Regions from separate parts of the Mus musculus genome. Here all the other regions are linked to region 2. A link is a loop called in an ENCODE intact Hi-C map of the cell type or tissue named here. Cell type or tissue: heart. All regions are shown on one strand.

What was found. Hi-C counts contacts between places; a loop is a spot of excess contacts. Peaks named below come from ENCODE experiments on the same cell type or tissue, not always from the same donor. Only the 100,000 strongest peaks of a DNase experiment are listed, where the experiment ranks them.
Region 1: a loop joins it to region 2, with 2.8 times the contacts of the local background. A loop is called at or near these places in 3 of 42 quality-filtered maps.
Region 3: a loop joins it to region 2, with 5 times the contacts of the local background. A loop is called at or near these places in 5 of 42 quality-filtered maps.

The regions. Positions count from the first base shown.
Region 1 is chr5:34,184,847-34,192,846 of GRCm38, forward strand. It overlaps Mxd4 (Max dimerization protein 4), which reads right to left and starts at 2,864. Exons shown (of 6, transcript NM_010753.2): 1 at 2,664-2,864; 2 at 2,483-2,582. The coding sequence starts at 2,727. In heart, a CTCF peak has its summit at 7,261 (motif pointing left); DNase peaks (open chromatin) are centred at 1,725, 2,405, 3,005, 6,355 and 2 weaker places; H3K4me3 peaks cover 3,469 bases; H3K27ac peaks cover 2,351 bases.
Region 2 is chr5:33,653,762-33,661,761 of GRCm38, forward strand. Tmem129 (transmembrane protein 129) reads right to left here and starts at 4,216. Exons shown (of 4, transcript NM_026698.3): 1 at 3,862-4,216; 2 at 1,562-2,036; 3 at 952-1,111; 4 at 1-853. The coding sequence starts at 4,066. The coding sequence ends at 605. It overlaps Tacc3 (transforming, acidic coiled-coil containing protein 3), which reads left to right and starts at 4,367. Exons shown (of 15, transcript NM_001040435.3): 1 at 4,367-4,966; 2 at 7,461-7,623; 3 at 7,760-7,884. The coding sequence starts at 7,462. In heart, a CTCF peak has its summit at 4,808; DNase peaks (open chromatin) are centred at 840, 4,260, 4,680 and 5,837; H3K4me3 peaks cover 3,340 bases; H3K27ac peaks cover 2,806 bases.
Region 3 is chr5:33,778,337-33,786,336 of GRCm38, forward strand. It overlaps Letm1 (leucine zipper-EF-hand containing transmembrane protein 1), which reads right to left and starts at 4,381. Exons shown (of 14, transcript NM_019694.2): 1 at 4,138-4,381; 2 at 272-332. The coding sequence starts at 4,216. In heart, a CTCF peak has its summit at 4,092; a DNase peak (open chromatin) is centred at 4,485; H3K4me3 peaks cover 1,763 bases; H3K27ac peaks cover 1,620 bases.

The DNA.
Region 1 (8,000 bases), 530 kb after region 2:
CTGTGAGAAATGCATGCTTTCTGGGCCTGTAGGTACATAGCAGGACATAGAAGATGGCCAATCCCCCTTCTCTCAGGAACTGCATTATATAGAATATGTAACCCTGAGACCAACTTTACCTTCCCTGGGAACAGTGACCCCATGGGCTGCTTGAACCTCACTGGCCAAGCCCATTCACCCAGACCACAGGTTCTGAACACTCAGGTTTCCAAGTGACTCTCAATCTAAGGGAATGTCACAGACCAACACAGGCTTCTAGGTCCCCGGACTGCTGCACTTAAGAGCAGAAAGATCAGGACACACCCAGACCAAGGCCCTCCCTGTGCTCTGCTGTTGCCCACCTGTCCTTTCCTCTGCTGCTCTAAGAGCCTGGATCTGGGATCTTTTACCAAAAAATGTGTACACTCTGCCTGGCCCATCATTCTTTGACACCATCAGGGTACTAGCTCACCTATGTTCCCTCTGGCCCTGGATTCCTCAACTCTTCCAAAACCTGCTGCTAGTCACTCAGGCTGGGCCAGAGCCTCAGAATCCCTCCACAGGCCAACCAGAGCCAAGAAGGCAGTGCAGAAACCCCTTGATGTCCTCTGGAGAACCTGTCTTTCAGTTCTCTAAATGGCAGCCTGACTGGGTCTACAGGTCTGCTAGTTTATGTAGCAGGCTAGGGTCAGCAGGAACCTTAAGTATTGAGGAGTCCCCTCACCTCCTGCACCAGAGGATACTACTTGTCTTGCCAGCTCCCAATCCCTGGACTACAGGGCCACTCTAGCAGCATGTGTGTTGGCCTTTCTTGGAACTCTTTCGGAGTCCAGAGATCCCGTGGGGGGAGGGGGGGTATTGTGCCTGAGGAGAGGCCATCGTTGTGTCAGATGCTGCCTGGGCACCACCTTGATCTGACCCTTCTGCTTATATTCTCAAAGTACTTGACCCTAAAGGCACCCTCCCATGGAGTCACTGCCATTAGAGACCTAGCCATCACTCACCCTAGCCTGCTATACCAGGGCCTGTCCTTCATTTTGCCAGGACACAGAAGGTTCAGAACTGCCCTGCCACATCTGAAATCCCAGCTTCTCAACTGAGCTGGCTGAGAATAGCCTCTGAGCAGTGACTGGGGAGGGGAGGGCTGTGTCTGCCACCCTAAGGCTTCAGGTCTTGAAGGAGTACACTCTGTCCAAGGAAGCTTCAGGGGAGGTGCACCCAAGTCCAGTCAGAGAGGCCCTTTGCATCCCCTGCCCCTTGCACCCAGTTCTCCCCATCCCAGAAGAAGATGGAAGGCTAGGACCTCATCCAGGAACAGGGTGGTTAAGCAGCCCTACCCAAGTAACTGAATCTGTCTATGCCTTGGCTTCCTCGGTTGTAAAATGGAGGTCAAAATAAGGCTTCATTTACAAGGCTGGGTCAGATTCTTACTTGTGTATATGGCAGAAGCATTCAAGGGCCTCAGCTCAGGAATGCTACCATTCCTATCAGCTGTGGGTACTCCATGCCACAGGAAGCTGAGCTCCCAAACCTGGGGTTTAGGGCAGACAGAAGCCGGGTCCAGGCCATCTCACTGTGGAAGCTTGGGGCAGTGAGGCCTCCAACACACTTAAGTCCTTCTGCAAACTGTTCAAAGCAAGAGACCAGGGGCTGGGACTCAGGCCGTTGGTAATTCAACCTGTTCTTTGCCAGGCCTAGGACACCACAGAAATGGGTCCTTGTGCCAGCCTCTCTGTTTCCCAAGAACAGACAGGCCACAGGAATGAGCCGCACCCTCTGCCAAGGGGCCCTGAAGCCCCCAGCCTGCTAAGGAAGCTCTCAGACTGACCACACAGGAGTAGCTGGGCCAAAGTTAGCCCCTAGACAGTGTCAGGTGTGCCCTGGATCCCACTGCAGCCAGGAAGGTGGAACCTTTAGCAGTCCTAGCCATACCTAAACCTCAGCTTCAGGGCTTCCTCCAAACACAAGGCCAAGGCAAACAGTGTAGTTGAGCCCTGGAACTTTTGAGAGAAATAGCTCCCTGCAGCTCTTCGCGACAAAGCCAGCCCTATGCTTGTGGTTGGAGTTTCCTTGTCAATAAGCTGCGCAGGACGCTTAAGTAGCCAGAGAGAGGTCTCTGTCCAGGCTCCTGGGGATAAGGTGCTGGGTCTAAGAGCAAAGCCAGCTCCGAGAAGTGCAAGGGAGGGAGGAGTCCCCAATTAGGCCCAAACTAGGGAGTAGCGGTCGGCACCAACTGACAACTCCTCTCCGGTCTGGAAAAGTCCAGAACGGCCCTCGGCGAGCGCGGCCGCTGTACGCGTGGCACTGTTTACGGCGGCGGGGAGGCGCGGCCGCGGGAAGATGGCGACGCGCGGGCGGGGCCGGCACCTCCTCCAGGCCGGCCGCCCGGGTGCGCGCAGGACTGTACTGGGGACGCAGAGAGGACGGGGACACTCGGGTGGGGCCGACCCGAGCTGGCTTGGCACAGCGCGCGGGGGTGGGAGGTGGGGGTTGGGGGCGGTACCTGTTGTTCGGGGCCTTGCGCACCAGGCCGGCCGTCTTTGTTTTCTTCCTTGCGAAGTCGCCGTCGAAGGGCAGCACGGAGGCGTAGCCGTGCTCGGCCTCTGCGGGACAGACGGTGCGGTCAGCGGCCCCCTGCGCCCGCCCGCCGCCCGCCCACCCTGGCACAAAGGGGCGCGGGCTACCTCGGTCCCTACGCTCCAGGTACTCGGCCGCCTCCAACAGCAGCAGCAGAGAGTTCAGCTCCATCCTGCCGCCCGCGCACGGGACGGCGGCGGCGGCGGCTGCCCGGCGCGCTCCTGCCGGCTCTGCTCGCCGCACGCCCCGCGCCTGGCGGCACACCAGCCCGACTCGCGGACTCCAGCGCTGGGCCGCCACCCTCTGCCTCAGGCCCTCAAATTGACACATAAGTCGAGCAGCAGTCGACGCAGCCAATAGGTGTGGGCGCTCCGGCTTAGGGGGCGGGTTCTTGTCTAGCCTTGCCCAATAGGGACTGGCCGAACGCCTCGGGCAGAGCTGAGAATGTTGACAGATGCGAAGCTTGGCTAGGATAGGCTGGCTCCAGTAGTAACAATTTAGAAGCCCAAGCTTAGCAACAGCACGTGGTGGCCCAGCCCCAGTGCTCGCTGACTGGCGGCCATCGTGCATGTTAAGTAGGCATTGCACGCCGATTGGGCCAGAACGGTCTATGTAAATTGAGTCCGCGGACCAATGGCCAGTGACAGGGCGTGGGGCCAATGAGGACGCCCGGGCAGGACCGGTTGCCGAGAGGAAGCACTGTGTGGTGGGACTGCTGCCCGGCCTACGCGGGGGCCAGGAGGACGTGGACCGTGTCTCGGGAGACACCAGGCAGGATGCGCTGCGGACACGCGCCCTGGCGCTTTGTCGTGCCCATGCATGTCGTGCGCAACGACCTGTTGCCCGGAGTCAGTTGGTACCATAGTCTCGGTGGAGGACCAGGCTTGGGGCCTGATAGGGGCGGGCGCTGGGATCTCGCTAAAGAACAGCAAAGGACACCTGTCTCTGGCAGGAATATTGGCTTCAGGGAAGGCTAAAACTTGGAGACAGGGACGCAGACCATTGGAATCTAAAAGCCTCTCAGATGTCAGACCCAAAGTAGGCAGGATCAGCCATCAGGAGTAAAAAGGAAGGCCACCAGGGTTAAGGGAGAGGCACCAAGAGCTACTGACACTACTGAGCAAGAGGGATCCGTGAGTGTCTGTTTGCGGTGCTTGGTCTGAGGGTAGAGCCGTGCCAAGAGCCAGGCTATGGTGACAAGAGGGTGAACTCTTCAGCAAACTCCTGGCCCTAATGACCCGAGGCCCTCATGCTGGCCTATAGATGCATGGGGGACAGACAGCTCAAGATGCCCTAACACCATCCTCTGTATCCATCCTCTCCCACCCCTTGATCCTCTCTCTGTTATTAGGTTGAGGACAAAATAGCAGGCTGGAGAGTTCTGTGGGAAATAAGGTGGCTAGATAGCAGCTCTTAAAATGGAAGGAAGGTACTGTAGCAAACAACAAAGATTATTAGCATTGAATTTACTTTAGGACCAAGGTGGATGCATTGTGCACACTTCCTTGTGGCTCTCCATATGCCCAATATGCAGATAAGGAAACTTGCAGTGTCCCCTTGAAATAGAAAGATGGAGATTACTGCTCCCACACCCAGAGCTGTTAACAATCTGGGAATGTGGAAACCAGAACCACCTCCCTCCCAGCCTGGGTGTGAGCCACAGATGTCTGACCTGTGGGGCAGGATTAAGAATAACAGGTGCTCTGATGGCGCCCTGAAAAAAACAAAAGAGGAACCTCATGCGGTCATAAACAGTCCTGTATAGACACTGAAAGAACTCCTTAGTATTGGTTGAAGTGCCTCTCTGACCAAGCCCACAATCACTCCAGGGCCAGGGCTGTCCAGAGCTGTAAAGGAGAAGGGTGTCCATCTTTCTGGAGCATTGAGGCCCATGCTCAATGCTGAGCTTTGGGCCCCTGAGCTTAGCATGCGGGCCCAGCATTTTGAAGGGTGCACCTTTGCTTTGGCAGGCTGGTGAGTTGCCTCTAAGTGCTAAGGCAAGCCTGACCTCCCCAGCCTGCTCCCTCCTCCTACTGGGATGGGATGCTGTGGTGTGTTGAAGTGGAGCACAAGAATAGCCTCCTAGCCTTGGAAATTTTTAATCTCAACTGGGGACACTAGCTCCCACCAGCTGCATCCAAGACAAAGCACTTTCCTGTGCCAGAAGTGCTCTCCCTCTCCAAGAGCATGTGAACGCTGGGAGGAGTGGGTAGTGGTGACCTGATAGGTAAAAGTCAGCTCTAGAGAAGTCCCAGGGGCAGGACAGCAAGCCTGCTGCTCAAGGAGGCTGCAGAATGAGCTGGCTTCCCAGGGGAGATCTGGAAGCCTCTGCTCAGAACAGGAAGTGGCTTGCAAGTACAAAGGGCAAGTTTGTCCCCTTTAGACCAGAGGGGTCTCTCCACCCATGGCCTTCAGATGGGGCAGGGGCACCAGCAGTGCCTGTGTGCATCTGTGTCCCAAAGTTCCCAAGATCTGGGGAAAGGAGGCATCAGGCTGGCCAACCAAGACCACCTTCCTCATCAAAGGTCACTGTGACATGCCAGGCCCATCCAGAGAAAGCTAGTGCCTTGTATAGACAGAGCCCAGACTTTCCCAATTGGAAACTGTGGAGTCCAAGGTGGTAAGAAGGAAGACACCTCCATCTTGCCACTGCATTGGCCCAAGTCCTCAGTGCCATCTTCCCTCACAAATGGTAAATTCAGCATGACCCAGGAGAAAGGACATAGAGCCTCCCCGAGTTTGGGTAGATGACCAGGGATAACAGGTCTTTGATCTGCCTGGCCTTTCCCTAACTGGCCTTCCTACCTCTGTTTCTCTGACTAGGAATGAGGCTCTAGCACCCATTTCTGGGACATTTGGAGAATTGACCAAAGAGCTTTGGGTCCAGTATGAGAAAGGGCCGCTTTACCACCACCACCACCACCACCACCACCACCACCACCACCACACACACACACACACACACACACACACACACACACACACACAAACACAGTGATGAGAAACTACTAGAAGGCTGCTCTTAGGTCTTTTCCCACTTACTCAGTCCTGGCTTCCTTTCTCTGGGACCAGGATCAGCAGTTTTACAGTAGACAGTACCCTTATACTTTCCTGTCCAGGTATGGCAACATTTCCCAGGCTTCTTAGGACCAGGGCGTGTGCCACACAGCCAGAGTAGAAATGTTGGTGAGGCCTACTCCCCCCTCCCCCTCCCCCTCTGATTACCTGACCTTGACCCTGCTTCCTCTCCTTGCACCTTTGGCCACTTCGGTCATTGTAGTAGACACCCAGAGCCATCAGGCCACAACCCTAGCATCCTTGTTTGCTTATGTCCTTGTCCACTTGTCAGAATCCTGCAGTCACACCTGACTCTCCTCACAACCTCAGTAGGTGGCTCCTCCAGGAGAGGTCTGGATCTGTAGGATGGCAGGCTCAGCATGGAAAGTCACAGTGAGCTCAGTCCTCCAGAAGCCTCTACTACCTGCACACACAGGCCCGTTGTGTGCCTACAGCAGGGAAGACTATATAGAGGTTCCGTTTGAGTCCCTCCCTGAGAGCCATTCTGGAGTCTTGTATGGCTATGACGGGTAGGCTCTCTAAGCCTCAGTTTCCCTAACTATAAAACAAGAATGACAACCCCTAGCTTTCGTAGGGGTTTAGTGACACACTGATGGGTGTATGACAAACCCTAGGTAGTGGCAGCGCCTGGGTAACAGAAGGATTATGTACAGCACTCCTAGGAAGCACTGCAAAGCCCTGGCCACGCCCATGATGAAATGGAGCCCATAGGGGCAGGCTTACCCAGCCACAACCGGTCAGAATCTGGGGTGGAGCTGAGGCTGCCAGGCTGGCCAGTCACAAGCACCAGGCCTGGTCTCCAAGCACTTGGAGGCCTTCCAGAAAGTTTGACATACAAGAAAACACTGTGTTCAGAATACAAAAGGAAAACAAGAAAAACCAAAATATATCAAGATGTAATCAACTGTCTATAGAAACTAATATAATGTCAATATTATTTTTAAATTTAAAAATAAATCAGTTCATTGTATCTGTGAATGATTTGTGGAGTGGAGGGTCTGTCCCTGGACACATATCACTGTGGGGTCCTCCTTCTTGGAGGTCAGACATGAACCAGAGGGGCTGTGCTCTGCTCTGTGTGTGCGACGGATGGGAGTCAGCACTGCTATCAAACAAGGCTTCCTGTGTGCCTGGGAGGAATCACAGGCTTTGGAGGAAGAGATGGCATGAATAGGGACTTGGGGTCCTTATTACCTCCTCCAGCTTCCTCTGCACATCCTAACAGCACCTGGCCCATAGAGGCCATAGAACCTCTTAATCAAGGGTGCAGTTAGCTCCTCCCAAACCCTACCTGTGAAAAGTACCCAGTTCTAGCCTGGACTCTTCCTCCTGGCCTCCCAGAGCTTCCAGGACATGTCTTCCTTGCTCTCTGCTATTACTGTGCCAGCTATAGACCCCTCTGGGCCCTGCACCCATCTTCAGGATCTTGAAAACTACGCATGGCTACTAGATCTATCCGTGTTGGGATTCTGTCTGGAATTAGGGTGCCAGTTACAGACTCCTGCATGGGAACACACACACACACACACACACACACACACACACACACACACACACACCCCTGAAGAGGCATGAACTGCCCCCTGGTGGCAACTAGGGGCTGAACTAGAATTCTGGCTGGTCAAGGACAGAGAAAGGAGAGGAAAATCAGACTTCAAATTCATGCTTCACGTGGCCGCAAGAGCCATCCTAACCACAGGACACCAAAAGTCCTTCAGAGTCCCATGTCCTGCCACATGCCCCAGGGTCACTATATGTCTGACTTATGGCTACTTTTTCTCCACTCAGCCTAGAACTCAGCTGAGAATGCAGTGGAAATACCATGCTGCCTTCCATCCAGGGCTACCCTGGGCTCCTTGCTGCCTTCCATCCAGGGCTACCCTGGGCTCCTTGGAGTAGGCAGATAGGGATGGAAGACAAGTTAGTTATTCAAATGAGCTTCAAGCAAGGGGCCTATGCATCAAAGCAACCTCTAAAATCTCACGTGCACAGGTGGAACTCCCTATAAGCATTTCAGTGGGCACTGAGTAGTCCCCTATGGAGGTGACAAAGTGGGACTCTACAGTGATTTAAATGAGACTGTCCCCTACAGTCTCAGATGTGTGAACACTTGGTCCCTAGATGGTGGCATTGTGTGGGAAGGTCTTGTGTGTAGCCTTGTATGTTACTGAGGTGGGCTTTGGAAGTTTATAGTCTTGACTCATGTCCAATTCTCTCTCTCTCTCTCTCTCTCTCTCTCTCTCTCTCTCTCTCTCTCTCTCTCTCTCTCCTTCATACTGTGATAAAGGATGTACGCCTTTGGAGTTCTGTCCTGACACCATGCCTGTCATTTCCGCCATTCTTCCACACCATGATGGATTCATTCC
Region 2 (8,000 bases):
CCTTTCCTAGGGTTAGGAGTATGAGCTTTTGGTCTCCCCTGGACTAGAGAAGCAGGACAAGACAACAAAAGCATTGTGGACCCTCTAAAGCATATGCAACCCTCGTGAGGAACTTGGGAAAGTACTCTGTCATACCTTCCTACCAAGAAGTGGCCCCTTGGCTAGCCACAGTCACCAGGATACCCTAGAAGAGGACTTCACACTAGAGTGGCACCCTGGTGACCCTCTCAACTGTCAGTGTCTACCCAACACCATAGGGTCTGGTTTTTAACTGAAATACAGGTATGCTATGTAATAGAATTAAGGCAAACAGGCCAAATAAAGGCTCTTGAGCCAAACTCCAATGTCTTGGGGCTTTGGAGCATCCTATGTGGCATATCAGCCCCACCTGGAGGTAAACTGGAAGAGAAGAGGCTGAAGGTCCAGGGATAGGGCATTTCCATGAGAATTTCTTCTAAAACTCTTCAACTGACCATAGATAGACTCAAGGTAGAGAGTGGCTGTAGATTAAGTGTGTGCTTTAACTAGAACCTCTTGTCAAAGTCAAAGAGCTTCAGGCACTCCCCAGAAGTGGCTAGTGGAGACACAGAACATACTGTGATGCTCAGCGTACACAGCACACATCCAGGATGCAGAAGCGGGCACGGCAAGTGGGGCAGGGCACACGGCTGGCTAGCCAAGTGTCAGGGCGCTGGGGATCCTGGCGGCTGGCAAACCACTTGCCCATGCAAGTGAGACACCACATGGGTCGGCAGTAACACTGCTGGCACTCGCCGACCGCTGGCTCCTGACAGGTCTTCACCAACTTCACGCTGGCCCGTGTTTGCATGCAGCCTATACAGGGCTCCAGCTCCTACCGAGAGGCAGTTGAAAGAAAAGGGGTTACAGAAAGGCCTACAGGATGGTCCTGGGAGGAGTTCCACCCACTCTCCCACCCGGGCCAGCCCCCACCTGGTTGCTGGGTACTGAATAGGCTGGGTTGACCTCCACATGGGAAGCAAATGTTTCTAGGAAGAGGTCCCCCAGGCTCTGGCGGATGACCACATTGGCTGCACTTCGGATTGGGGCGTGGAGCTTCTCACATAGTTCGCCATATTCTGATGAATTCAGCCTGCAAGAACCATGGCTTGATGAACTGAGACCATCTGCCCTTGGGTCCACAACCTAAAGTCATTCAGAACCAAAAGCGGGCAGGGCCAGGAAAAACAAGCCACCTCGGTGAAGGCATAGCTACTAAAGATGGATGTGAAGGCAAAATCCAGAGTCACTGGTCACGAATCCCCAGCAGGATGGACAGGAAGAGTCTGGAGCTAAAGTGCCACCAAACTACATTCCTAGGCCATCACAAGAAGGTATAGGGACAGCTCAATGACAGAGCAGAAAGAGCGACAAAAAGAAAGCAGAAGGCAAAAAAAAAAAAAAAAAAAAAACCAAACTTGAAGGAGGATGACACTAAAGGGGTCAATTGACCAATGTCATATAGGCCCCAGCAGTGCCTTAGTCTTCCTCTACCTTTAACACCTCCTAAGAAGTACATGATCCACAACCACCATGTACTTACCGAATATCAAAGGGCTGTGTGCCAGGGCTGGTGCTTGCCACACGTATAGTAAGAAGCTGCACAGGTAGGTTTGAGTCTGGCGAGAGATCATGCTGCCGTGACTCTGTCACAGTCAAGTGAACATCCTGTTGCTGAGCCACATGTACACGGTATGTGGTCACCTTCATTACCCATGTGTCTGTCACAATCACTCGGGCACCAGGTGCCCCTGTAGCAAACTTGTCAATCCGTCGGAACTCTGTGTTGATGGAAGAAGCGACAGCCTGCCAACCAGACTGTGGAAGGGCATAGAGGGCCAGGGTTTGGGCCAGTGGGTGTCGGGTCCACCTATCCCAGGACCAGTAGTAGATCAGGGTACAGGAGAGAAGGGGAAGGGTCACAGCCAGGAGAAGGAAGAGTTGCCAGGCTTCTGGGGCCTGACCTGGGGAGTAGAGCTGCTTTTCTGAGGCTGCAAAGCACATGCCCATGTAGTAGCCTGCAGAAGAAAAGACATCTCAGGGGAAGACCTGGATGCTGGGGGCTCTCCTCCTCCCATGGTAACCCATCTGAACACCACAGCGCTCTCCCTGTGCTTGGGGAAGGGAAGAGCTATTTCCTTTCTGTTGCCAGCCCTGAGCCTTGTCTTGGTAACCTAGGGCATGATTAGCTCCCAGGACACGTTGCTTTTACCCCTTCACCTCCACAGCAGGCCTGCCTCAGCTCTTAGCCAGAGCAATGGTACCTCATATTAGAGGAAAGTATTTGCAATTTACTACTATAACTTCACAGACAAAGCCAAGTAGAAATCAAATAAAATCAAAGCTGCTGGTTAGTGGTGATTCATGCTTTCTATCCCAGCACTCAGGAGGCAGAGGCAGGTGGATCTGAGGCCAGCCTCATCTACTGATCTAGTTCTGGGACAGCCATGGATACACAAAGAAAAACAAACAAATAAACAAAAATTTCCTAGAAAACCAAAAGGAAACGACTTTACATAAACTGACCACTGGCCTACTTGAGACAGTTCTTTGGGCTGTATCTTGGTATCTCAATTTTGCCTCCTCTGAGGAGGCAGAGCCAACATAGCCCATCTCAAAGCTGGGACACTGAACAAGAAAATGAGCAAGTACCCAGTGATAGGGCACCTTGCTAGAACAGAGAAACCAGTTTCAGAGCCCTGTTAACCCAACAGGGAGCAACTTGAACATCAAAATGATCTGCAGATGGTAAGGTACTGTTTGAGCAGGCTCCAATCTGCAAAAAACAATAGTAACTGTTTACTTCTAGCCAATTCACTACATGTTAAAATAACTTGTTATGTAGCAACAGAAGACAGCTCCACCGTCTGTCTGCTCTCAATATGACCTCCCTGAGTGACTTGTGCTTATTAACTTTGGGTTCCTTGTTCTGGTATGGGAGTGCCCACTGGACAGCCCTTGGTCAGGAGTCCTGCCTTAGAGCCCCACACTCTTGATATGCCTTGCAGTGTACTAACTAGGTCTCCAAACCAAACTACATGACCATGCCAACTCCATCTCCAGTTCTCCAAAGGAGTCCTCTCCACCCTCCTTCTTCTCAAAACAGATCTGAGTGTTTCTATTACCACACCTGCCTCTGCCTCTCTGGAGCCTAAGCAGCTGCTTCACACCAATCATTCCTGTGCCCAGAGCTGCAAGTATGACAGACAAGCAGACATGTGTTCTCCCAGATCTATCTTTCCCTGTCCCTGTAGCTTCCAAAGGTCTCCTTCATCTGGATCCCAGACTTCAATCACTGCTATATTCCAGCAGTTTCCCCAACCTTTCCTCCAATCAGCCAACAGATGGGCCTCTCCGAGGTCCCACTAGCACTTGGGGCACCACATACCATGGCCTTGGACAGGGCCATAGACCTAGCCCGGCAAAGGAAACGCTCCATTAACATTCCCAACCTTGACCGTCTTCATCTCTGCCTGCTCTTCTTACACCCACCTTCCCCTGGGATCTCTCCAACCCCTGTTGTAATGAAATCAACAGGAGCTCTTTCCTATAGAAATCGTCCAACATAGCAAGCAGGCTGAACGATTCTGCACTCCAGCCGCAGTGATGTCAAAGACTGGAGCTTAGCCCCACCCGAGCACCACTCGCAGGACAGCGCCAGGGCCGCCGCCTCCCAACTGGAAGAGCGTATGGTGCTCTAGAGCGCTCAGCTCACAGCCAGGGCTGCAGAGATCCCGCTTGCTTGTTCATGATCTTGACCGGCTTCTGCTCCAGTTCCTCACCCTTGGAGTCTCCAAGCGCCCGGTTAAGCGCCAACCACCGGCCGGCACACAGGAGGCTCACCTAACGGCAGCAGTGAGTGACACAGTAGTGTGGCGGAAGTGCGGCGAAGGTGGTAAGGTACGAAGGCGGCGTCCTCGCTGCCCAGCCAGCCCGACAACAGATTCTGCACTGTGAGCCCGGCCGAGTAGAACTCGTTGGGCGTGAACACGAAGCACACTGCGAAGACCAGGTAGGCCAACGTGAAGGTCACCTCAGGGCTGTCCATCCCGCCACCGCTCACTGGGCCGTGCAGAGGCAGGAGAGTCCAGTTCTGGACAGTTGGTTTGTTGCCGCAGCCACCGCCGTCAGATCGCCCGCGGGGCACTCTGGGAAACGGAGTCCAAGTCCGGCTACTGGCGGGGCATCCTGCGAATCTGAGCGCCTCCTGTCCAGGCACCCGCAAAGCATTCTAGGAAATGGAGTCCCCTCCTCAGGCTGCCCGCGGGGCACTGTGGGAGACAATTTCCCTGTTGGGTTGACCCGAAGGGCACCCTGGGAGTCAGAGTCTCGCGAGGCCGCCCCCGGCATTCTGAGTGGGGAGTTCTCGGACCCTACGCTGACCCACAAGCTGTGAGCCGCCCAGACACCCCCCGTAAGGGTTCAACTTCTCCCTTACAAACAGCTCGGAGGAGACACTGCAACTGGGTCCATTTAACAGCTGAGAAAAACCGAGCCAGGGCGAACTGGTTTCCAACCGCATTCGCGGCCGACCATGAGATTTTCTGGGCCATGATGGCTCTCACAGTCACTGGCTACCAACAAGCCCTCTCGGCCCCCGATGCTAGACCACAGTTCCCATACGCCCCAACGCTCCCACTGTGCCCTCAGTCCCGGAAGCGGAACTCCCTGCGCAAGAAGGGCGGGACCAGTATGGCTTGCAATTGGCCACAGGTGGCTCTACGGAAGCCTCTTCTCCAACGCGCTGATTGGCTGTGGAACGCCAACTTTCGGTATTTGAATCTGGGGCGGGCGTAGCGGACGACGTTCCGGGACTGCGAGAGCGGACCTTGTTGGGGTTCCTTCGGCTGGGTTTCTCCTGCTCCGTTTTCTTAGCGCGAAGCGGGCACGGCGCTCCTCCCTTGCGGTGGGCGTCCGCGCGGGCCCAGGGCTTGGCAACCGTAGTCAGGTAAGGGAAACGGCGATTTTTTATTTCCCTCGGGCGCAGGGTGGGGATCAGCCCCACGGAACTTGATTCCTGCGAGCTGAGTTACCGTTCCTGTCTTCCGCAGCTTCGCTCTCTCCCTTTGTTGAGGACCCACCCCTCACTCCAGCCTCCTCTGTTCTAAACTCAGGGGATGCACCTAGCCTCCTAGGCAGGACAGGAACCTGCCCGTGGGCTGGGCTTTGCAGGCCGGCCTGCCAGTGATCTCGGTCTGACCCAGTTGATGGCCTCCAAAGAGGCCGTGCTGGTTCCTGTTCTGGTCGAGCGTGTCGTGTAGGAGAATCGCGTCTCAGAGCCAGGGACATCCGTCGCCCCAAGTCTCTTACTCCATCTTTTCTGCGAAACTATTCTGTCTGTCGTCTGTCTTCCTGAACCCAGGGATATTTCTTGTTCCTGGGTCTGTGCCTCTAAGTCCTCCTTCCGTACAGCCTGACCACAACTTCAAAATAAATGGCTTCTCTTGGAAACGCTTTCTTTCCAACTCCAGATGGTCCTGATAAGTTTCCCTTCTCTATTGCATCCTTCTCTGAACAGAGTCCTTTAAGGCTAAGGCCTTTTTCCTCAACTTTAGCTACCAGAATGACCTCATGCCTATACCTATACAATTTGGTTCAGCAATGCATATTTCCAGTCATGATCGCTTGATTGTACACTTCTGTCCATGCACTGTTCGAGGTGGGAGATGTTTCTTTCTCCTTCAACCTTCAAACTTCACCTCAGAGACCATCAGTCAACTTGAGCTTTATCATCTCCCATAGGTGATTTGACCCCATACTTGTTCTCAGAAGGACAGGTGCAGCAGCAGCAACAAAACTTCCTATGTTCCCTGCCCCACCCCTAGTCACTCCTGCACCATGAAGACATCAGAACAAGAGGAAAGGCCCCTTGTGGGTGGGACCATCTCTGGGCTGGTAGTCTTGGGTTCTATAAGAGAGCAGGCTGAGCAAGCCAGGGGAAGCAAGCCAGTAATGAACACTTTCCCCCTTTCCCCCTTGATCACTAATTGAGAAAATGCCTTACAGTTGGATCTCATGGAGGTATTTCCTCAACTGAAGCTCCTTTGTCTGTGATAACTCCAGCTGTGTCAAGTTGACACAAAACTAGCCAGTACAGGTTCTGATGTCTTCTTGGTGCAGGAGTGACTAGAGGTGGGGCAGGGAACATAGGGAAGTTTTGTTGCTGCTGTTGCACCATGGCCTCTGCATCAGCTCCTGCTTTCTGACCTGCTTGAGTTCCAGTCCTGACTTCCTTGGTGATGAACAGCAGTATGAAAGTGTAAGCCGAATAAACCCTTTCCTCCCCAACTTGCTTCTTGGTCATGATGTTTGTGCAGGAATAGAAACCCTGACTAAGACAGAACCCAAATCTGGCTTGTCAATTTTTGTCTCCAGGAACTCCCTCCAGGAGCTGGGGACATGGCTCAGACAGTATTGTGCTTGACAAATGAGCATGAGGACTTGACGTCAGATCCTCAGCACCCACCTAAATTGTGTGGTGTGGCTGCACCCATTTGTAATCCTAGCACTGGGAAGGCAGACTGGAGGATCCCTGGAGCTCCCTGGCCAGATTGTCTTGCTGAATTGGTGAGCTCCTGGGTCAGTTAGTCTAACAAGGTGGAGAACAATTGAAGAAAACACCTCCTGTCAACCTTTGACCTCCCCTTCACACACACCTCCAACCCTCATCCCATCCGAAGCAAAAGCTGAACCGATTGTTCTGCTTTCTTGCCTGAAAGACTTCACCTGAGGCTGTACAGCCCAGAGGCCTATGCTTGTAAATTCCACATCCATTTCAGTGCCCTTTCCTCATGCTTTCTGGGAAAAAAATCCTAAACATTGCTCTTGATTTGTTTTCTCTACTTTATGACCTGTGTACCTTGCTGAGCAACCTAGTCTACCTCTCTTTTGCTAAGGGAACCTCTGGTTCTGTCCCTCTCCCTCATTTCCTCAAGGCTCCTAGAGCAGAGTCAGCAATAGCTTCTCTTGATGACCTCCCTCCCCAGTACCTCTCCTTACTCCTCAACCAGAGCCCCCAAGGTTTCACCCACAAGAATCCATGGTCCCATGCCTCTGCCTCCCAAGTGCTGGGATTAAAGGTGTGCTCCACTACCACCCTATTACTTTGGTTCTCTTCAAACCAAAATTATATCCCCTAACTCTTGTCTTACAGTGTAATACATTAATGGGAGTCATTTTGAACACCTGGTTCTCTTTCCTTCTCTGCCTGAACCCTTTTAGCAGTTGGCTCAGGAAGTAGCAGTATCCTTGATGCAATACAAGGGACTCTGAGGCTTTCTCTGGAAGATGACACCTACTTGAAGTATTAAGTATACCTGTAAAGGGTACTAGCTCTACCTGTCCAGAAATAGAACATCTCCCTGCTATGCTCACGGGGCATTTCTGTACATACGCTGCAGCATCATTGACTTCCTAGTGACTAAAACATACTGTTTTCCCAGAATGAGTCTGCATGTCTTAAATGACGAAAACGTGCCCAATGAAAAGAGTTCACAGTGCCGTGATTTCCAGTTTTTGCCACCAGAACTTACCGGCAGATCATCTGTTCTTTGTCTGTCACAGAAAGAAAATGTACCACCCCAGAGCCAGGCTAAGGCCACAAATGTAAGTGCGGACTGTACTGTGTATGCTCCTCAGGTACTCTGGGACTGGCTTTCTGAGAGCCTTGCACTGTAGCAGGTTGGCTTGCTTGTGAGGGCGTGTATCATGGAGCATATGCACTCTCCTCGACTTTCACTAGGTGACGTTCCAGACACCACCTCGGGATCCACAGACACACAGGATCTTAAGTCCTAACATGACCAATAAGCGTGAGGCTCCTTTTGGATTACAAAATGACCACTGTGTCTTCTTACAGAAAGAAAAGTAAGTGTGGATGCCTTTCACTGTTCTTCAGTACTGTCTGTCCTCTCTGAGGGTTGTTGCAAAATCTTCCAGTCCTGTCCTATCTAGACTTTCTTCTCTTGATCACTGTCCTTAAG
Region 3 (8,000 bases), 120 kb after region 2:
GCCAGTAACTGCTACTGGCGTTATAAGTACTAACTCTCCTAAAACTGGCCAACATTATATGGTTATAACCATCAAAATAAATAGATGGGGATTTAAAAGAAACAAAACCAAGAAATAAGGAGGAAGAAGCTGTCAGTTCCCTGACAAAGTCCAGGTGCACAGCCTGCAGCCTCCAGCACACATGGACAGTGACATATTCAGTCATGGGGTACACAGCCTGCAGCCTCCAGCACACATGGACAGTGACATATTCAGTCATGGGCTTACTTACTCACGGCTCGTCAACCCCAGGGTCCTGGTACAGCTGAGACAAGCTCGATCCCTCAGACTACCTACAACAAAAACAAAGAAAAGGTAAGCAAACAGGTGTCAAACAGGCATCTCTGAAGATTTGAATGGAACCCCAATGGGAGGTTTTTGGGAGACTGTTGTGAATGACGGTGGGCTTCAGAGCATGGCGGGACAGAGCATTTAATCGCCCCAGTTTGGGAAATGGGTCTCAGGCTGAGCCACAGGGAGGAGCACTACAGGGGAGCACTGAGGAAGGTGGGCTCTCCCAACGCGGGGCCCTTTCCAGCTACAGTTGCTGGCAGGCAGGGGGAAGGGCACACTGACTCCTAACAAACAGTCCTACAGACCAAACCTCAATTCCAAAGGACAAGAACTGAGAACTAGCAAGTGCTAAGAAGCCTTTACAGGGCAAGCAAGATGGCTCAGTAGATAAAAGCACTTGCCACCAAGACCACAGAGTTCATGATCAGGGCCCACATGGTAGGGGAAATAACTCCCAACAAGTTGTCTTCTGACCTCCACAAGCTTGCCATGGCATATCCAGGCAGGCAGGCAGGCAGGCAGGCAGGCAGGCAGGCAGGCAGACACACACACACACACACACACACACACACACACACACACACACTAAATATAACTAAAGCAAAACTTTAAAAGAGGCCATGCCTGGAAAACACTAGGAATGAAATATACTCTCAGTGCTTTCCCTAATCCACTCTAATTCTCCTAAGACATGAAGTTGAGAGTCTATTCACAACATTGCTATGTGAGGCAGGAAGGAAGCAGAGCACAGGCTTCCAGCACAGTGGGGACCAGAGGTCCCATTCTCAAAGGGGCCACATGGCCTGTGTTGATTTCAGGCAATAGCAGGGGCCAACAAGGCAGTAGGTAACACGCTGCCCCAATCCTCCATGCAATGGGAGTAGCACTAAAGACGTTCATTTACCATTTTATGTCAGGAGGGAACTCTTCTGGCTCTATGGAAAAAAGGTCACATTTAGGGTCTGGTAGCACTGGGGCTAAACTCTGGTTGTTCCCTCACCACCATAAGCAATTGATATTGACTACATGGGTTTTTTTGTTTGTTTGTTTTTTGTTTTAAATATAAAATCATCTGTTTTTAAATTTTACTTCACATTTATTTATTGCATATATACTCGTTCAGAGGTCAGAGGACAGCTCTCAAGATTTGGTTCTCTCCTTCCACCACATGGGTCCTAGGATTTTTCAGGTCAAAAAAACAAGAACCCAGCCTCTAGCTGGCCCTCAGCTACATTCTTACAAGAATAAGCATCAACTGTTACATTTAAAGTACACAAACCTTTCCAGATTCTTCTTAATTCAAAGAGGCCTACAATTTCCTCTCTGCCCCTTCCAATCCTAGTTTTATAGGATTTGGCTCAGAATCATCCCCACAGCACACAGAAGACAGCCTGGGTAGATCTTATTCTGATGTTTCTGTCCTACCAGCTCCCTTCCTGGGTCCCCACCCCCACCCTCCCAACCAAATCTGAAGGCTGTTCCTGCTCCACTATTGATGCCATCCAGGGTGATAGGCTCACAGGTATTCCACTATAGCTGCTCAGACTGCCTGCAGTTCTGCTCTCTGCTCAGCAGTTAAAAGTACTTGCTGCTCTTGCAGAGGACTTGGGTTCAGTTCCCAATGCTCATACTGGCTGGTTCCTATTTGCCTGTACTCCAATACCTCCATGGGCACCTGCACACATAGAGAACACGTTCCCACATAAACACACAAGAATGCCTACATTTTTAAAATCTAAAATAAAATAATAAATTTGAAGGGTTAAAATACTCTTGGTTTTGATAATTTGCTAGAACAATTCACAGGACCCAGCAAAGTCAGTTTATCACAAAGGACACAAGTGAGTAGTCAGAGGAGACATGGGATATGACCAGGAGAGACCTGAACAAGGCAGGTTCTTTTTGCAGTATTCTTTCCTCGGGCCCACTGACCACTCTCTACTCCCCGCCTCTCTGGAGGCCCCACTTCTCTTCTCAGGCAGGTAGAAAGAGCTCCTTATGAGTAACAAACCCATTGATATCTATCACTCCCAAAGCTTTAGGAGTGTCAGACCCAGGGAGAAAGACTAAACGTCTTTGCCTAATTTTCTGATTTACTCCTGGCTTCCAGGAGACCTTTACTTCTTCCCAAGCAATGTCCTTCCCCTGGCATTCATGCAAAGCCTCCAGGTCGAGTGCACCTCGCAGCTGTCAAAAGCTGCAGGAACTTGTCTCACTCCAAGCCAGTCCTCTTTTGCCTACCTGAGCCTTGACTAGTCCTAACAGGTTTACAATATGGCATGGTAGCCTCTAGACTGGATGCTCTCCCACACACCCCAGGATCATTCAATCCCGCTTCCACATACCAAGTGTCTTCCTCTCACCAAGAACAGCACAGAAAGGGGAAAGGAAAGGATCTTCAGGGTGGACACTTGGCAAGCACACTTCCGCTGGGGAACCAGGTCAACTCAACATCAACAAGAGTAGCTGTGGGGCCTTGGCTTCATGAGATGAGCAAGGCACACTTAAAACCTCTCCAGGAACCCATCAGCAGAACACCAAAAGAGAAATCTTACAACACACCTGACCTAAGCACTCCTCAAAACTGTCAAGGTCATGGAAAGCAAACATAACCTGAGAAACGGTTACAACTTGAAGAGCCAAAAGGACAAATGTAATGTGGTGCCATGGAAAAATATAACGAGAAAATCAGAATAAAGTATGTCACACAAAAGTGAAGAAGAAGGTAAGTACTCAAGAATAAAGAACACTTTGATACAAAGTTGGCCTCAATTTATCCTCTAAGACTAAAAAGTCAGGATGTCCATCCTGTGCCTGTTGGCTCTGGGCACATCATTACAGGGAGAGCAGGGGCTTGCTACCCAGTAATGCTCTATTGTTCCACATCTAACCAGCTGACAGGAGTCTAACCACTGTCAGGGAAGCAGCATTTTTGTTCCAAGGGAACTGGGTTAACTAAAGAAAACATTCTTGTGCCTGGAATAATAACACACACACACAATATCAACTAATTTGAAAGCCATAAACATGCCAGAGAAATAAGAAAAGGCAGAAGTACATTATGGTATCCTGAACAAGTCAACAGGTAGACAGCGCTTATAGCAGAGACAGCTTGAAAAACCACACCAAACCCAGGGACACTCTGCTCTTTCCACGCATCCTAACTGGTTTTGCTGTTTGTTTTTAAGACTGGATCTTGTGCCCTGCCTGGCCTGAAATTTTAAATGGTCTGGAGTTCAGAGATTCACATGCCTCTGTTTCCAGGGTGCTGGGGGTAAAGGTGTGTGCCCCCATGCCTGGCTCCACACCATACCCGACTCTCCAATACTGTTAAGGTGACAAGAACTGTACTTCTACCAAGAAACCATAAGGTCTTGGGTCCCACTCTCACAGGCTGTTTCAACCTTACAAATAGGACACATATAAGTTTCCTTGGAAAGCACGGTCATCAGCCACCCCACCCCAGGGAGTGGCCCACTAAGCTGGCATCAACCACAACCCAATCTCCTTGTCCCAGAGTTCTGGCTTCCAAGCCTGAACTGGCCAAAGGGCAGGACAGGGCTCGATTCATCTTCGAGGGGAGCGGCAGGGAAGCCACGGCCCTAAGGAACTTTCTCAGCGCCTCGGTCGGCAGCAGTGACCTGCGGCGACCTGGGCAACTAAGGTCACAGGAAGCTGTCCAGCACAAGCGGCTCAGAGCGGCCCGGTGCTTGTCATTGCCGCGCTGCCTCGGGGCACGGAAGGGGGCGTCCCGCGCTGGCTCCCGGTCGCCCACAACAGGTCGTTTGCGCAGCACCAGCTTACCCCGCGGGGAGGCGGCCCGAGGTGGCGCGAGGCGGGCAGGCCCCCGGCCCCGGCAGCTCCTGAGCAAGATGGACGCCATGCGCCCGCCGCGGCGGCGTTCTATAGCTGCCTCAGCTTCCTCGGCGGATCTTGGCCGTCCCGGCGCCTGGGCCCAGCCCGCGCGGACGGTTGACGGCAGAGGTTGGCTCCGGCAGCAAGCGCTCAGCTCAAGGACCCGGCATCCGCAGCGGCCATGTCCCGGCACAAACGTCCGTAGGCGCGGGGCGGAACAGGCCTGGCCGGCACGGCTCCCATTGGCCCTGCGGCACCCGCCCTGGCCAGGTGAGGGGCGAGCCCGCCCAACAGACTACAAGGCCCAGCGTGCATCCGGGAGGCTTGCCTCTCCCGACTACAAGTCCCAGCGTGCGCCGAGTCTTGGGTTTTCTTGATGAGCTCAGATCTATCTGGAGTTCCTCTTGCATCTTAGCAGTGCCTAGCTTCTGATTTGGGGCTGCGGGCACAGAGGCGGCAAAAGAACTGGCATCTATTTTCATAACTACTAAGCCCTATATTATACTAGCCCATAGCAGATGGCTCATGGGACTTTAAGGAAGGGTGGTGGGTAGGGAACATAACTCTGCGAGGCTGTTAATTGGTCCCACCTCCTTGCTTCGCGTCAGGACGAGCAACCTTAGTAGTGGGCTGCACTCCTGGCAGGTCCCCTCTATGGTAGCTCACAGCCACCCCTGCCCACTCCAAAATAGACCTGGCAGCATCCTCTTCTTTAAAGGGTGGTGGCTGGAATGGCAGGCTTCAGGATTGTGGAAACCCAGGACTATACACACTCTGGTGCTCCAGAGCAGCCACCCTCTCCACAGATCTGTATCCCGACCCAGGGACACCAGACCGTTCCTGGAGACTTCCCTCACTGCTTTCCACCTCCTGCCTTTGTGGAATGCCTTTTCCGTTCCTTCTACGTTCCTGTGGGAGTGAACTCAGAATAGTAGGTGAAGATCTTCAGTATGAGGTTAATGCATTTTTTTTTTTTCTGATGAACAGGTGCTCAAGTCCTAATTCCAGCTGGCTCCCAGCGAGGACGCTTCACTAGTATCCCAGCACAGCCCATTGGGAAGAAGTAACCTATCTGGTCATTTTCTGAATCAGAACCTAAAAGCTGGGCCAGTGTAGGCCAGAATCCCTATCTCAGGACTCAGGTGGCAGAGAATCTCCTAAGACGTTTGGAACCTCTCTTGTGCACACGGTAATGTACATTGTGGGCATCAGATACAGAATTAAGTCAAGTGTAGGGATTCCCTGAAAGGGCTGATGACCTAAACCAAAGAACTGAAGTTTCTTAGCCAAGCTGAGAAACTTCCACCAATAAGAACACTTGCCTGACCAAAGAGGAGGAGGAGGAGGAAAGCAAAGCCAAGCCAAAGTAGTAATGACAACTGAGGAATACCGAATGGCTGAGAAGCACCTAAAGAAATGTTCAACATCCTTAATCATCAGGGAAATGCAAATCAAAACAACCCTGAGATTCCACCTTACACCAGTCAGAATGGATAAGATCAAAACCTCAGGTGACAGCAGATGCTGGTGAGGGTGTGGAGAAAGAGGAACACTCCTCCATTGCTGGTGGAATTGCAAGTTTGTACAACCACTCTGGAAATCAGTTTGGCAGTTCCTCAGAAAATTGGACATAGTACTACCTGAGGACCCAGCTATACCACTCCTGGTCATATACCCAGAAGATGATCCAACATGCAATAAGGACACATGCTCCACTATGTTCATAGCAGCCTTATTTATAATAGCCAGGAGCTGGAAAGAACCCAGATGTTCTCAACAGAGGAATGGATACAGAAAATGTGGTACATTTACACAATGGAGTACTACTCAGCTATTAAAAACAATGAATTCACCGGGCACTGGTGGTGCACGCCTTTAATCCCATCATTTGGGAGGCAGAGGCAGGCAGATTTCTGAGTTCCAGGTCAACCAGGGCTACACAGAGAAACCGCCTCAAAAAAACAAAAAAACAAAAACAAAAAACCAACCAACCAACCAAACAAACAAACAAAAACTCCAAAACAATGAATTCGTGAAATTCTTAGGCAAATGGATAGAACTAGAAAATATCATCCTGAGTGAGGTAACCAAATTGAAAAAGAACACACATGATATGCAGTTGCTGATAAGTGGATATTAGCCCAAAAGCTCCAAATAACCAGGATATAATTCACAGATCACATGAAGCTCAATAAGAAGGAAGACCAAAGTATGGGTGTTTCAGTCCTTCTTAGAAGGAGAACAAAATACTCATAGGAGCAAATATGGAGATGAAAGTGTTGAGCAGAGACTGAAGGAAAGGCCACCCAGAAACTGTCTCACCTGGGGATTCATCCCATACACAGTTACCAAATCCAAACACTATTGTGGATGCCAAGAAGTGCATGCTGAAAGGAGCCTGATATGGCTGTTTCCTGAGAGACCCTGCCAGAGCCTTACAAATACAGAGGCAGATGTTCACAGCCAACCATTGGATGGAGCACAGGGTCCCCAATAGAGGAGTTAGAGAAGGGACTGAAGGAGTTGAAGGGGTTTGCAAGGAAGAACAACAATATCAACCAACCAGACCCCCACCCCAGAACTCCCAGGGACTAAGCCATCAACAGAGGAGTACACATGGCTCTAGCTGAATATGTAGCAGAGGATGGCCTTGTCATGCATCAATGGGAGGAGAGGTCCTTGGTCCTAGGAAGGCTTTATAGATGCCCCAGTATAGGGGAATGAAAGACAGGGAGGTGGAGGCGGATGGGTGGGTAGAGGAACACCCTCATAGAAGCAGGAGGAGGGAGGATAGGATAGGGGGTTTCCAGGAGGGAGGTGTACTGGCTAGTTTTGTGTCAACTTGACACAGCTGGAGTTATCACAGAGAAAGGAGCTTCAGTTGAGGAAATGCCTCCATAAGATCCAACTAACTGTAAGGCATTTTCTCAATTAGTGGTCAAGGGGGAAAGGCCCCTTGTGGGTGGGACCATCTCTGGGCTGGTAGTCTTGGGTTGTATAAGAGAGCAGGCTGAGCAAGCCAGAGGAAGCAAGCCAGTAAAGAACATCCCTCCATGGCCTCTGCATCAGCTCTTGATTTCTGACCTGCTTGAGTTCCAGACCTGACTTCCTTGGTGATGAACAGCAGTATGGAAGTGTAAGCTGAATAAACCCTTTCCTCCCCAACTTGTTTCTTGGTCATGATGTTTGTGCAGGAATAGAAACCCTGATTAAGACAAATTGGTACCAGCATGGTGGGGTATTCCTGTGACAACCTGACCATGTTTTGGGGAGGACTGTGGAAGGACTTTGGAACTTTGGGCTTGAAGATCCATTCGTTGTTAAGAGCTCTGTCAGATATTGTGTAGGAGCTTGGAAGATAATGGTGAAAACAGTGCAGAAGATGGAGGTCTGGCTTGTGAAATTTCAGAGGGAAAATTAAAGAGACTTTTCAGGGCCATTGCTGTTTTGATTGTGAAGATTCTGTAGTTCTGGTTAGCTGGGGCTGAAGAATCAGCTGTGATTAACAAGATACCAGAACTACAAAAGCAAAAACTTTGCATTACTGGGACTATTGATGCTGGTTAGCTGGAGCTAAGAAATTAGCGGTGATTAAGAAGAGACCAGCATCATTGAGGTGATATCTTCTGGGAAGTGGTTTTTTGAGAGCACAGAGGCTGTGTTCCAGAGATAGCCAAGGTTGTACCTTGTGCTGTGGCTGGACTTGGTAATGTGTAAGAGTCACCCAGGTTTGAAGGCATGAAGGGGTCACGCAGAGCACCTGAGGTTTGGCACTGTGAGAGGCCATGGAAGGCCATTGGTGAAGGTGCAGC